Linked DNA regions of Homo sapiens: region 1 is linked to region 2. A link is an interaction called in ENCODE POLR2A ChIA-PET data of the cell type or tissue named here. Cell type or tissue: Panc1. All regions are shown on one strand.

What was found. Peaks named below come from ENCODE experiments on the same cell type or tissue, not always from the same donor. Only the 100,000 strongest peaks of a DNase experiment are listed, where the experiment ranks them.
Region 1: POLR2A ChIA-PET joins it to region 2 with 5 read pairs; 3 of 35 experiments call an interaction of 5 or more read pairs at or near these places.

Annotation. Positions count from the first base shown.
Region 1 is chr1:8,786,561-8,791,560 of GRCh38, forward strand. The region is part of intron 1 of RERE (arginine-glutamic acid dipeptide repeats); the gene reads right to left. It also overlaps the pseudogene RPL7P7. Among named protein-coding and RNA genes, the nearest start is that of RERE, 29 kb to the right of the region's middle. In Panc1, no CTCF peak of the experiment used is centred here; no DNase peak of the experiment used is centred here.
Region 2 is chr1:8,638,791-8,643,790 of GRCh38, forward strand. All of the region lies in intron 2 of RERE (arginine-glutamic acid dipeptide repeats), which reads right to left. Among named protein-coding and RNA genes, the nearest start is that of SNORD128, 150 kb to the left of the region's middle. RefSeq lists a silencer at 4,859-4,988. In Panc1, no CTCF peak of the experiment used is centred here; no DNase peak of the experiment used is centred here; H3K27ac peaks cover 466 bases.

The sequences.
Region 1 (5,000 bases), 150 kb after region 2:
GTTGAGCTTCACAAAGGTTCCACTGAAGATTTGATAAAGGCGAAGAAGCTGCAACACCTTTCAGACCTCTGGGCTCACACCATTGGCACCTCTGGTCCTGATGACAAAGGCCAATTTGGGTTCTGCAGGTACACAGAAGTTGCCAGCTTTTCTTGCCATCCTTGCCATTCGAATTTCAGTTCTGTACATCTGCCTATATTCCTTGTGATAGCACTATGCTTTTTCATAAATAAGCTCCCTCCTTGCCTTTCAAAGCATGTTTTGGGCAAACTTCTTTCTCAGGAGCTTGATCTTCAGCTCTGTGAAATTCCTTTGCTTTTTCTTAAGGGTTTCTGGCACAACAGGAACCTTCTTCTTCTCTTCAACACCCTCCATGGTTCCAGCTGGTAAAGATCGCAGTCTAACTTTCACACAGCAGCCAAAGTGATCTTTATAAGACAGAGATCAGATTCTGTCACACACACCTGATGAAAACCTTCCAGTGGCATTATACTTGGAATGAAAGCCAGAGGTCTTAGCATGGTCCACAGGGAACTTTATGGCCTGGCTCCTGCCCCTCTTTCCTGGTATCACCTCCTACTGTTCTCCCAGAGTTTTTCCACTGTTCCTTGACCAAACCAGCAGGCTTCCACCTCGGGATTTTTGCACCTGATGTTCCCTCTGCCTGGAAGGCTCTATTCCTATACCTCCGCATGGCTCCCTAGCCTGTTCAAGGCCTTGTCCAAATGTCACCTCTTCAGAGAAGCCATCCCTAAATAACCTACTTAAAATGGTACCATCCGTACACCCTGTCAGTGTCTCTCTCTTTGTCTGAGTATCATGGTTGCCTCATTTTATAATTTGTTTAATCTGAGTCAGAACTGAAGCATTTATTTCCCTATAAAATGAAATCTGGGCAGAACAAATGCTATTTTATAGACCACTCATTTTGAAGTTAAACACAATATATAAACAAACATACACACCTTTAAAAAAAACAGTGCTTTGGCCAGGCACAGTGGCTCACACCTGTAATCCCAGCACTTTGGGGGAGGCCAAGGCAGGCGGATCACCTGAGGTCAGGAGTTCCAGACCACCCTGGCCAACATGGTGAAACCTCGTCTCTACTAAAATTACAAAAATTAGCCAGGCGTCGTGGTGGGTGCCTGTAATCCCAGCTACTTGGGAGGCTGAGGCAGGAGAATGGCTTGAATACTGGTAGCAGAGGTTGCAGTGAGCCGAGATCATGACCCTGCACTTCAGCCAGGGCAACAGAGGAAGACTCTGCCTCAAAAAAAAAAAAAAAAAAATGTGCTTTGGTGTATGGTTTTCCTTTATCGTTCTTAATTTAAAAGTATTACCAGCCTGGGCAACATGGCAAAACCCCATCTCTACAAAAAATACAAAAATTAGCCAGGCATAGTGGCGCACACCTGTAGTCCCAGCTACTTCGGAAGCTGGGGTGGGAGGACGGCTTGAGCCCGGGAGGTCAAGGCTGCAGTTAGCCATGATGGTGCCACTGCACTCCAGCCTGGGTGACAGAGTAAGACCCTGTCTCAAAAAAATAAAAGCATTAAAAAGAAGTGCTGTATGTACAAGAAGTTTATGGTTGTAGTACTAGATAGAGTACAAAAAAGAAAAATGGAAATAAGCCAAGTGCCCAATAATAGGAAAATACTTAAGGAATATACATGTGAAAAAAACATAATACAACCATGTTATGTTAATGTGTTATAATAACATCATAACGTTATAATAATATAGTAATTTTTAATATATGTTAATAATGACTACATAGAAGCACAAAGGTGTTTATCAAGGAGTTTTTTTTTTTTTTTTTTTGAGACGGAGTCTTCCTCTTGTTGCCCAGGCTGGAGCGCAGTGGCGCGATCTCGGCTCACTGCAACCACCTCCTCCCAAGTTCAAGCGATTCTCCTGCCTTAGCCTCCTCAGCAGCTGGGATTACAGATGTGTGCCACCACACCCAGCTAATTTCTGTATTTTTAGTAGAGATGGGATTTCACCATGTTGGCCAGGCTGGTCTCGAACTCCTGACCTCATTATCTACCTGCCTCGGCCTCCCAAAGTGCTGGGATTACAGGCGTGAGCCACTGCGCCCAGCCAGTGTTTTTTTTTTTTTTTAAGAAGCTGTAATGATAGTAACAAAGAAGTCCAACCTTTATATTGCACAAATATTTACTAACCATGTAGCATCTATGTGCCTGACCAGCCCTGACAGATGAGGATTCAGGAGCAAACAAGACTCGTCCCTGTGCTTTCAGAGCACACAGGGTAGCAAAGCCACTGACAAGTACAGGTGGGATTACAGTGAGGCATAAGAGATGGCTCGGGGGAGTACAGGGGCCAGGCAGAGCACCCTGGGCACAGCCCTGAGGCTTTCCAAATGAAATGATCCCAAAACTCAGACCTGAAGAATAAACAGGAGCTAAGAAGCAAAGGAGGGGGAGATAAACAGGTATGAATCAGTGGGTGCTCAGGGTGAGAGGCAAGAGAAGACATGAAACAGAATATGTGAACTATTATTTTTTAAAAAACTAAAGTAACTTCTATATTTGATGGTAGAATTTTTGGTAAAATTTATCTTGTATAAAATATGATACTAGGCTGGGCACAGTGGCTCACACCTGTAATCCCAGCATTTGGGGAAGCCGATGGGGGAGGGTTGCTTGATCCCAGGAGTTCGAAACCAGCCTGGGCAACACAGCAAGACCTCCTCTCTACCAAAAAAAAAAAAAAAAAAAATATATATATATATATATATATATGAGAGATACTAAATGAAAGCCAAATACTTTACCAACCACTCTGGCTTCTCAAAGCTTATCTGTCCTGTGGCTACTACCTCTCTTTCCTTCAGCCTAACCTACTATCTGACCAAACACGAGCAGTGGCAGGAAGCAATTTTAACACGTCACACAGATGCACACATAACTCTTTATCAGGACTGACCAATACACTTCCCATCCCCACATTACAAATTTGGGGCCAAAATTACTCAGACAGAGATGTACTCTCCAGTCTCTGGCTGACGTGCTACCTTATTACCTCGCCCCAATTCCCTTCAGGTGCCAACAGACACTCCGTGCCTAGCATTCCAAGCCTGTCTTCTTTGGTCTACCTAACTTATCTGGCACTATTCCTCCCCACAAATTCTGTACTTCAACCAGGTTCTCTTTACTGAACGCTGCGCATACCATATGCATTCCTGCCTCAGGCCGACCCCTGCCTGGACTGTCCTAACCTGCTCTCCCAGTCTGCTATTCAAACAGCACCCATTCTTCGATGGCCCACTCAGCTTTTCAATGGATCTTTGGTCAACTTATTTAATCCACACCAATCTCTAACCTGAAACTGAACTAAATTTGTTATGCTAAACAGTAAGTACTTGGTTAAATTCCGCTTTTGTTCTAGAAATCTCTAAATGTTGTATTCTTGCAAGGCTTCCCTCCTAAATTCTGAGGCCAAAGATAGTAACTTTTATTTCTTTTGTATCCCACTAACAGCAACATTAAACTTGGAAAACACACCTCCCACACCTGTTGGCTAGCTGACAGATCCTGGATGGAAAGATGAGCCAGAGAGCATTCAGTGCCAGTTGCTTTTCTCTGGAACTGCGGGTTCAAGCACCAAGATTAGGACTAGACTTATGTGCTCCTTTGGGACAGGAAATGGCATATGTACTGAAACGCGAGATAGTTAAAGGACACCCCCCCAAAAAAAATTAAACATGAGGAAAAACATGTGTTCCTAATGTGGGCAAACCCCACCATATTACAAGTCTCCCCAGTACCTTCTATACTATGTAGCTAATAATACAAATAAATAATAAATCTAATCTATTTGATAAATGAATAGATTTAATACCACTAAGAGAAATATGAAGGTAATAGGTATAACCAACAGCCTAGAGTTTAATAAAGCTCCAAGGTAATCCCTGTATCAATTTATAAGATGCTAATGAATTATTTTTACAGTTTTTCAAATCCTTCATATAGAAATAAACTAAGCCATTTTCTAGGAAGAAAAAAGGTCAGGCTTTACTTACAGAGTCTTGCTCTTGTTATCCAGGCTGCAGTGTAGTAGCACGATCTCAGATCACTGCAATCTCCACCTCCCAGGTTCAAGCAATTCTCGTACCTCGGCCTCCCGAGTAGCTGGGATTATAGGCATGCGCCACCATGCCCAAATAATTTTTTTGTATTTTTAGTAGAGATGGGTTTTGGCCATGTTGGCCAGGCTGGTCTCAAATTACTGACCTCAAGTGATCCACCCACCTCAGCCTCCCAAAATGCTGGGATTACAGGCATGAGCCACCGCACCCGGCCCAGGCTTTACTTCTTTAGGGAGACAGGGTGGTAGGGGTTTCATAATGAACTGAAAAACCAAACACTGTGTCCCTTTCATTTGGCAAGAACTCCTTTTCCAAAGAAGGGACTCAGAAAAAATGAAATTACTTATATAACGTCTGAGAAATATTCTTAAAAGACAACAAAACATACAGAAAGGTATTTTGGATTCAGGAGAATACAACCTCTTCCAAAAAGAGATTTACTCTCTACTCCCTAGGAACTACTAATGACATGGAAAATCCCACTCAAGTTACATGAGGTCACACACCCACAATAAAGGTAGCTGCCTGAAGGTGGTCTGCCAAGATAAACACCAACTTGTTAACTCCCTAAGTGCTATGCAAATGCCCAAGATAGTATATGCACACTTAATGACTCTCTACATTGTTGGAGCATCATGTTTCTACTATTACTACAGTTCTTTCAGTCTGTATTTTAGTGGGGTTTTTTTCATATCTGTTCCCCACTTTTCATCATGACCTCCAGGAGGGTAGGGACACATCTTACTCATCTTTATATCCCCAATGCCTAGCATTATATCTTGCAAGAGACACTAAAAAAATAAAATTCTGCCAAATGAATGGGCAAGCCCAAAATATCACTCAGATAATCCCTTATTAACAGCCAAATGCCCAGGGGAAGGGAGACTTA
Region 2 (5,000 bases):
TTTTTTTTTTTTTTTTTTGAGATGGAGTCTCGCTGTCGCCTAGGCTGGAGTGCAGTGGCGCGAAGCTCCGCCTCCCGTGTTCATGCCATTCTCTTGCCTCAGCCTTCTGAGTAGCTGGGACTACAGGCACCCGCCAACACGCCCGGCTAATTGTTTGCATTTTTAGTAGAGACAGGGTTTCACCATGTTGGCCAGGATGGTCTCGATCTCCTGATCTCATTATCCTCCCATCTCGGCCTCCCAAAGTGCTGGGATTACAGGCGTGAGCCACCGCGCCCAGCCAAGAAAAATTTTTGAAGTCTATAGCCAAATATTATAAATGTACTCAAAGGGCAAAAGAAGAAGCAGTAAGTAAATTCAGGGGAGAGAACATAAAAATGGACCACGCTTAATCATTACAGAAGCTAAGTTAGAGAAACAACACTGAAAAGGGTGCTGGAAATCCGTACGTTCATGTATCAGATGCCACAGCACTTAGAATCCTGACAACTGGGAGATAATAGAAGTAAAACATATGACAAAACTGATGGTCTCTACAACAGCCAGCCTCCACCAATCCTGACCTAAATGCCAACTGCAATCTTTAAAAAGCTTGCGCTCCATGATGCCAAATATCTATTTTGGGGATAGCTGCTGCAGACTTCAAAATCATTCTGGTTTATAACCCTGAAAGATAGCTCCGAGTTTTTCTCCAACCAAATATCTTCCAGCCAGTCCAGAGAATAAACTGGAAATCAAGTCTCCATTGTCTAGTTAGAAACTGAGTTATATAACTCCTTGCAAGGAAGAAATATCATCTCCCCAAGTCTGAGTGCTAACAGAGTAATTACCAGATGCAAACTTCAAAACCTTATGTGTATTTCTATGCTGTGAAATAGTGGTAATTAAACTACTACTTTTCAGTTAAACTGTTCCTAAGGATGTAAAAATACAGCATACCAGGTGAGACCTTTTTGTGACATTTCCTTTCCCTCTACTAAAAAGGAAAAATTATAATTATACACAGTATTACTAACATTGCCACAATCAATTTGGTAACTGCACAGTAGCTATGTTTTATAATACCAGCACAATGGGATGGCCAGGACAAGTAAAGTCTAAAAACTAAATACTGTCTAATAATAATGATAGCCTGCTTTAGAGCCAAGTTATACAGAGCTTTACAAATAGAGCCCAAATTAAAATGTTAATGAAAAAATTAAGAATAAAAAGCACAGCTAGGCATGGTGATATGCACCTGTGATCCCAGCTACTTGAGAGGCTGAAGTGGGGAGGACTGCTTGAGCCTGGGAGGTGGAGGGTACAGTGAGCCAGAGATTGCACCATTGCACTCCAACCTGGGTGACAGAGTAAGACCCTGTCTCAGAAAAAAAAAGAATAAAAAACAACATATTGAAATTATGCTAAAAATCTGTATCATAAACTCACTCCACTTTCCCTTTCTAAAAGAGAGGTATAACTATAATCAAAGCTCCCCTCCCAACTTTTTTTTTTAAACTATATGAATCTCTATTGATCAGTCTACAGTGAGACACTAACACTCCATCTGTCAAGTATCAACATCTGTCCAACACAAAGAAAGCCAGAACAATGCCTGCAGCCTTCAAAGGGATATAAAACTGTACCTTTGCCTTTTAAAGTTTGGTTTATCATTTTACACATTACACTATCACTCTGTACATAACTGAAAAGGCATTCCTTGCAAACATAACTGAATAGGGAAATCTAGAGATGTAAGTCAGAAAACACATTTAGGGGTTAAATGAGTGAACAGTGGTGGAGTATCTTTCATATGTAACATATACTATGATGCCTAATTAGCTTGAGTACATTTTTAATGGTGAAATAATGAAAAAGACTTAAAGGTACTGGATATTTAATGCATATATAATGACAAATAGTCATTATGTATGAATTCAATGGACTTGGTAAAGTGACTAGAAATTTACCCATTTCCAGGCATTTAAGCATTCACTTAAAAGAATGAAGTGACTAACTTACCTTCTCCCATCTATCTCTGGTACTTACAATACGCATTATAAAACTCAGACTAATACTAAGGAAGGAGTAAAATAGTGAAGCATTTATCCTCACTTTTTCTAGTATTTAGGGTATTCACATAGCTCCAAAGTAAAATTCATGCACAGCCATCTATTCTGCAGTATTTAAAACTTTTTAAAACAACAAATCACTCTTGTCCACATACATTTTAAAGTAATTTAACAAACAAAATACACTGCTCCATCTTCATAGACAGTATTTTTAATTTTGGAAAGTCTGGTTTTCTCAGCTGGTGAAGCTGTCAGAATAAATAGAAGGCAATATCTGGAAAGATGACAAACACATGGGTCAATGTCAAATACAAGCCAATCTCTGTCAAGAAAAAGAGCCAAATTCCTGCATTTCCATTTAAATTACGTTATCCAACTCAAATACCACCATGCCACTTCAAATGAAAATAGTTTCCCTTTAAACAGAGCTTTTTACAAAACTGATAGAGTATAACAGATTAAACAACTCTTTCAGCAATTTTCTTAGCTACTACAAAGTAAGGCATCTATGTATAATTATAATAAGGGGAACATTTAACAATTAATTGAGCCAGCTAAAGCTAAATCTCCAGAGCTTAGGAGTTCAAATGCTTGCTCACTAAGAAAAAAGGACAGAGGATTTTAATATAACTGCAGGAAATCTCAGTCCAATTAGATTCTAGGTAAATATAAATCTTGTTGCACTGTGATTGGAACTCTGTCACAGTCCTCCGGACTGATTTTAGCATCTGGCTTGGAGAGTCAAACCAAAGAACTCCTTGCCCCACTGTTTCTCTCCACACACTACTGAATTAATCAAGTACCTCCAGGTTCTGTGCTGAACAAAGAAGGTCTTCTGAAGGCTGTCAGCTTGCTTTTACAACCAACCAATAAGACTCACAGAACATATCATACAACTGTGAGGCAGTAACATCTCTGAAAATATTCATGATTTACCCTAGTTTATCATGGCGACACCTTAAGTAATTCACTGTCTTTCCTCATTCAGAATTAGATCACGTGAGGCCAGGAGCCATCCCCTTTTGGAGTTTTGATAATGGAGACTTAGCAACTATCTTTCAAACCAAGGAGGATTAAAAATTAAGTAATCAAATTAACTAGGGTGGCAGTTCACTTCCTTAACTTAATATACATCTTTTATCTCTGTGAAGATCTAGAAAAGTGCAGAAGGATTTAACAGAATCAAAAGTATCGTATTAACATTTTGGGGGTCAAAAAATCAGGATATATTTTATATTTTAAATAATTTTATAGTTGAAAGAATTTGGTCTGTTAGAAACTGGCCTTGTAACCCCAATCTAAAACCCCAATCTAAAACAGTAACACTTAACAAGGATTTTAATATAGGACTGGCCCTTTCTGAGTTCCGCACCTATGTGCTTGTGTATATACTTATTTAATCCCCATCACAATTCTGGAGGTAGGTACTCTTATCCCCATTTTATTGATGAAAAGACAAAGGCACAGAGGCTGTCCTCTACTCCACGTTAACCCACCAGCAGTGGGGTACTAGATTATGCTGTCCTTTCTCCCTCTGTGTAACTGATTCAGATTTGTGGTCAAGATGAAACCTAAGGAAGTTTATGCACAACACTGAAACATCTAAGAGAATTTTTTAGGGCTGTTTCACTTGTAAGTCTAATTAACTTATAAGAAGAGTTAAGTACTTGAGGTTTGTGTTAATAGACTTTTTAAAAATAGAAACCAAATATTAAATTAGTAAAGGCAAGCTTAAATGTTGAAGATATTAACGAGTTTATAAACAAGACTAATTTGTAATTCAAAATCCCTTAAAAGTGATTAAAATGTTTAATTTATAAATGAGATTTATAAGCTGAATTTTTTAAAAAGTGTAACAGTGTCCTTCAATTTGCAACTTTAACAAATTGAATATCAATTTTTTTAAACCTAGGTAAACCTTCTGGACAGTCATTTCTGCATATAAATATCAATCTTAAGGACTCTTCCCAAAAAGTCCTCCCATCAACTGCTCTGTGCACATGTCTCCTACTCAACTGCTAAAGGAAGAACAGCTGAGACAATGCTACCCAAGAGAGGCACCTAGGGCTAAGCACTCACATCTAGCAGCTAACTCTGCCTGCGCTAATAGGTATCTAGGGAATGAGTAAGTGCCTAGAATGTGCTAGACACTTTTCCAAGTACCTGGGATACATCGGGGAAAAAGATCCCTGTCCTGCTGGAACCAACCAGCATGGAAAAAGACACACAACAGAAATGGAAATGGAAGATGCCATGGGTGTGAGTGACTGTGAAAGGTGGGGGGATCCAAGAATTGAAAATCCTAGTGGGCTCAAACAATTTCTGGATCAATTGGCCCCAGGAAGGTGGAAAGTTAAGAGGTAGAAGAGTGGAATCCATGAGTAGGTCATCACCAGGCTGCATTCCTGAATCTGATCATTAATTGCTCATAAAAATACCTTCAAAGATTGACCTTTCAACATGTTTTTGCTCATTATTGAGCCCAATTTTTAAACAGCCACCTAAAGAACATTTCTGTTTCCTCTGGAACACAGTTTTTGAACACACTGTGGTTCACTGCTTCTTATGTAGATATTTCTGCTATAACACAATATATGTTACTGGGAAGACCACATATTCAGCAAAAATGTTCACTAAAAATGAAAGGACTTACGTAAAATACAGGGTAAAAAGCAGACTACTCAAACCCTATGCAACTCTGAAATCAGATGGCTATTTTGTTAAAAATCAATACTTAAGAAATAAGAAACCCAGGCAGTTACCCAAGAGTGGCTGCACGCTGCCAAAGGTGATACTGAGAATACATGAAAACAACAGATGCTGGCTTGAAGGCACCAAAACAATGCAGTAATCTGGGGGTTTTTGTGAAGGTGAGCACAGCAGACAGGGCAACCTGCCACAGAGCATAATGTTAGCGTGTGCCTCTCTGGGGAGGGAACCCCAGGGGAC